Linked DNA regions of Homo sapiens: region 1 is linked to region 2. Evidence: read pairs that join two places in POLR2A ChIA-PET (ENCODE). Cell type or tissue: B cell. All regions are shown on one strand.

Region 1 (2,500 bases), 120 kb before region 2:
GTGTCAAGGCCTCCAGAAAGGAGGATCATCTGACTCTTGAGTGTCCACACTGGCTAAGATGTATTTTGTTTTGTCTAGGCTTTGGGTACTGGTGATACAGGTAGCTGTGGTTTTGTTCCCTGTTCTCAGCTATGAACATTCTTCTGATCTGTGTCTCTTAGCTCCTTCTGCACCCCATTTGGGCATGTGGGAGCTTTAGGTGGCGTGTGTGCCTACTTCGTGGGAGTGTTCAAGGTTCTTTGCTACCTTTGGGCTCCTTCTGGACACACATCAAATTGTTCTGCTGCTCCGCCGGGGTGCGTGAGAACCATGTGGGCTGCCAGACCCAGCTCCCCTGCTGTGCCCATAGCCTTTTCACTGTCTTGCCACTTCCCAGACTCTACTTAGAAAAAGGGCATGGGTCCCTTCCGATTCCAGCTTTCTGGCTTGTCAAGGATATCTCTTGTTCTCCTGCTGGCAGCTCGCCCCTTCCATCCCCCACCGCCCACTTACAGCAGTTTTTTGGGCTTCTAGGGGAGGGGATAAGATGCAGGGACACATCTCAGATTCAAACCCACATGCTTCTCTCTAATTCTCCTCTTTCTCTGCATCTAGAGACTTCTAGTTAAAGAAGCACTTATCAAACAATCTATGATGGAAGACCAGTTTTGTTTTATTTCCAATTGTCATGAATTAATCTTTTTGGCCTGTACACTGTTGAATGAAATGAGTCTGCCAATCATGCACTTGGATATTGTGACAACATCATATTGCTGTAACAGCTGCTAAATGTTTGTTCTCAATATCTGTACTTAACTCATCATGGACAGTAACAGACAGTTCATGGATCAGCAGGGGTCCAGGGGCCACAGTGTGTAACCTGGTATAGAGTGTCACTCGCCTCATCTGCTATTTCAAGTCTGAGAAAGATGGCTGGGTGCAGTGGCTCATGCCTACAATCCCAGCTTTGGGAGGCCAAGGTGAGTGGATCGCCTGAGGCCAGGAGTTCGAGACCAGCCTGGGCAACATGGTGAAAATTAGCCTGGCGTGGTGGCGCATGCCTGTAGACCCAGCTATTAAGGAGGCTGAGGCGGGAGAATCACTTGAATCCGGGAGGCAGAGGTTGTGGTGAGCCGAGATTGCGCCACTGCACTCCAGCTTGGGCAATAGACTGAGACTCCATTTCAAAAAAAAAAAAAGACAGAAAGACTTTAGAAACTAAAAATTTCAAGAACTTGACTTCCTTTTTCTACATTCTGCTGTGTCATTCCTTCCCTAAGCCAGTAGGCACTGAACACGCTAGCTGCTGCCAGGCTGGAGAGAAGCAGTCATGGGGTCACAGAAGACAGTAGAAATTAAATTGTATCAGTTAACACAGCAACTTTCAGTCTTGCTGTAGAAATGAGAAGTATGAAACTGGTACAAAAAGAAAAAGGAAAGAAACAAAGATGAGCAACTAATCATAATTTGTGAACACATTAATTGCAACTTACAAAAACCAAGAGGATTTTTCTTCTTTATTTTCCGGCGTCTACATTAAGGACACAGAGATTTTTTCAAAAAGCTGTTTGCACTAATAAGAGAGCTTAGCAGCAGGATAGATGATTACAAATAATATCAAAATTGAGAGAACTTCTACTCTACTAGAATAACATTTAGGAACATTGTCTCATTCACAATAACTATAAAACAAAATACTTGAAGATCAAATTAATAGAAAGTTACTGAAGATAGTAACCCAGCTTTTATTAGTTTTATAAAATAATCTTCTTAAGTATCTCAGTAAGATGTAATGATTTTTTTCAAACAAACAAAAACTATGCAGTTTTTTAAACTAAAAATACAAAAGTTAGCCAGGTATGGGGGTGCATACCTGTAGTCCCAGCTACTCGGGAAGCTGAGGCAGGAGGATCACCTCAGCCTGGGAGGCAGAGGTTGCAGTGAGCCAGGATCGCACCTCTGCACTCCAGCCTGGACAACAGAGCAAGACCCTGTCTCAAAAAAGAAAGGAGAGAGAGAAAATAAGGCTTTCCAATTTTTTTTTCTTCTTTTTTAAAAATTTCAGTGAATTTCAGTCGTGAGTGACCATTCTCCCAGGAGATGGAAAGATTATTTCATTACACTAGTAAAAGCTGGGTGCAGTGGCATGCACCTGTAGTCCCAGCTGAGGTGGGAAGATGACTTGAGCTCAGGAGTTGGAGGCTGTAGTGATCTATGATTGTGCCATTGCACTCCAGCCTCGGTGACAGAGCAAGCTGTCTCTAAAAACAAAACAAAAACCTAAAGTCTCAATATTATAAAGAAATGCAAATTCATCTACAAATGCAATTCCATTCTAATCAAAATCACATAGAAGGAGTGGGGGAATTCAACAAAGTGGTTCTGAAATCTATCTAGAAATAAAAGATTAATATAATAGCCAAGGAAAAGTCAAAGGGGAAACTTGAGAATACTTAACCTCTTTGATATTAAATGACATTACAAATCAGGCATGCTGTCTTGTGCCTGTAGTCCCGCTACT
Region 2 (2,500 bases):
TTTCTTTTCTTTTTTTTTTTTTTTGAGGTTATAGTTTTAGCTGCTCTGACATGCTGGGATAAGACCATCAAAGTTTTTTCCTCACATAATCTATCCCCCTCTTTAAAATTTCTAGAGTATTGATTCTTATTTTTAAAATTAATTTTTAGAGATAGTGTCGCTCTGTCATCCAGGCTTGAGTGCAGTGTCATGATCATAGTTCACTGAACGTTGAACTCCTAGGTTCAACCCATCCTCCTGCCTCAGCCTACTGAGTAGCTGGGATAACAGGCACACCTCACCATGCCCAGGTAATTAGAAAAAAAATTTTTTTGTACAGATGGGAGTCTTGCTGTGTTGTCCAGGATGGTCTCAAACTCCTATCCTCAAGTGACCCTCCTGACTCAAGCCCCCCAAAGCACTGGGATTATAAGCATAAGCCACTATGCTTGGCTTCTTAGAGTATTGATTCTTTTACATAGTCCAAGGTGGTTCCTGCAGCCAGTAAGAAGAGGGAAGGAGGCCGGGCGCAGTAACTCACGCCTGTAATCCCAGCACTTTGGGAGGCCAAGGTGGGTGGATCACCTGAGGTCAGGAGTTCGAGACCAGCCTGATTAACATGGAGAAACCCCGTCTCTACTAAAAATATAAAATTAGCCGGGCATGGTGGCACATGCCTGTAATCCCAGCTACTTGGGAGGCGGAGGCAGGAGAATCGCTTGAACCCAGAAGGCAGAGGTTGCAGTGAGCCAAGATCGCGCCATTGCACTCTAGCCTGGGCAACAAGAGTGAAACTCTGTCTCAGAAAAAAAAAAAAAAAAAAAAAAGAAGAGGGAAGGGAGAGGGGAGGGCATGCTTACTTTCACCCATATCCGTTGGCTAAGGCTGGCTGCATCTAGCTGCAAGGGAGCCTGGGAAATGTTGCCTCAGTTAATTTAGTTGGTTGTGTGCCCAACTTAAAACCAAGGATTTTATTAGTTGAATTACTAATCGAATGGCAGAGAAGGGCCCACAGAGATACCTGGTTGCCTCTGACACCTCTTAATGAAATATAAAAGTTGCTACAAGAGTAAGAACAGTCAGTAATTGGAAGCAAATTGAATATGAAATGAAAATGTGTTTTCATTTTGTCTACTTTTCTGTATGTTTGAAATTTTCCAGAAGAAGTTTTTAAAAATCTTACATTTAGGTTTCTTCTACCAAGTGCCATTAGATTTCGTAACACTAGAGGGTGCTGTTAATGCATTTGCTTTTAGCATTTCTAGCATCTGCCCCCTTGTCTTATTACAGAGTCAAAGTAGGTTTTGTCTAGCTGATAATCTTGAATCTCTTTTGTTGTTTTACTCAGTTTTACAACAGCAGGGGCACAGAAATGTCAATATCTAACATTTATCTGGAAAGACAGAAATGATGATTCCAAATGTGGAATTAAAAGAAAAACACATTTTAGATTTTATTCATAAAAGGAAAACAAATCAGAGATTATGTTAATCAGATTAGATATTTTCAAATGCAAAATTATTTCTGAAGAATTAAAAGTTTTTTTCTTGTATTTGTCCATATTTAGCATTTTAGTTGTTTTGCCCTATTTTCTGCCCTGAGTTTTCTAACCATACATACATACTAAGAATTGAGCTATTGATAATTTTTCCTCCTAATATAAGGAGAGGGATATAACTAAAATTTTAAGAATGCAGATAAACACAAAAAGAAACACCCGTAACCCCTATATTATAGAGATTACCACCATAAGCTGCTTGGTGCATAGCCATTTTTTTTTTTAAAGCTCAATCGCACATGTATATATACAGTACTTTTTTAAAAAAAAAAATTATTTTTCAGACAGAATCTCACATTGTTACCCAGGCTGGAGTACAGCGGCCCCATCTCTGTTCACTACAGCCTCGACCTCCACGCTCAAGCGATCCTCCCACCTCAACCCTTCAAGTAGCTAGGACTAAAGGCACTGCCCCCATACCCGGCTAATTTTTTTGTATTTTTTGTAGAGACAGGGCTTCACTATGTTTCCCAGGCTGGTCTCGAGCCCCTGAGGTCAAGTGTTACTCCTACCTTGGCCTCCCAAAGTGCTAGGATTACAGGCATGAGCCATCGCACCCAACCTATACGGTACTTTAAAGAGAGGGGAATCACGAGTTAGTGCTCATGTATGGGAATTTTTTGTATATTCATTTTATAACTTACTATCTTTCTGAAGTATCTTATTCTAGGGTGTGTGTGTGTGTGTGTGTGTGTGTGTGTGTGTGTGTGTGTTTTAACTCATTTTCTGGGTAGACAGATGCATTACCTATAAATAATTATTTTGCTTTCCCTTTTCCATTATTTGAGCTTTCAAATTCTTTTTTCTTCTTTTTAGAGATAGGGTCTTAACTCTGTTGCCCAGGCTGGATTGCAGAGATGTAGTCATTGTTCACTGCAGCCTCAAACTCATGGAGTCAAGCCAGTCCTCCTACCTCAGCCTTCCCAGTAGCTGGGACCACAGGCATGCACCACCATGTCCAGC

Evidence for each region. Peaks named below come from ENCODE experiments on the same cell type or tissue, not always from the same donor. Only the 100,000 strongest peaks of a DNase experiment are listed, where the experiment ranks them.
Region 1: POLR2A ChIA-PET joins it to region 2 with 5 read pairs; 10 of 35 experiments call an interaction of 5 or more read pairs at or near these places.

Annotation. Positions count from the first base shown.
Region 1 is chr20:5,079,250-5,081,749 of GRCh38, reverse strand. It overlaps a transcript of TMEM230 not described here. Among named protein-coding and RNA genes, the nearest start is that of TMEM230, 33 kb to the left of the region's middle. RefSeq lists an enhancer at 1,099-1,258. In B cell, no CTCF peak of the experiment used is centred here; a DNase peak (open chromatin) is centred at 1,269; H3K4me3 peaks cover 358 bases; H3K27ac peaks cover 1,888 bases.
Region 2 is chr20:4,955,107-4,957,606 of GRCh38, reverse strand. All of the region lies in intron 2 of SLC23A2 (solute carrier family 23 member 2), which reads left to right. Among named protein-coding and RNA genes, the nearest start is that of SLC23A2, 45 kb to the left of the region's middle. In B cell, CTCF peaks have their summits at 1,003 and 1,205 (motif pointing right); a DNase peak (open chromatin) is centred at 1,206.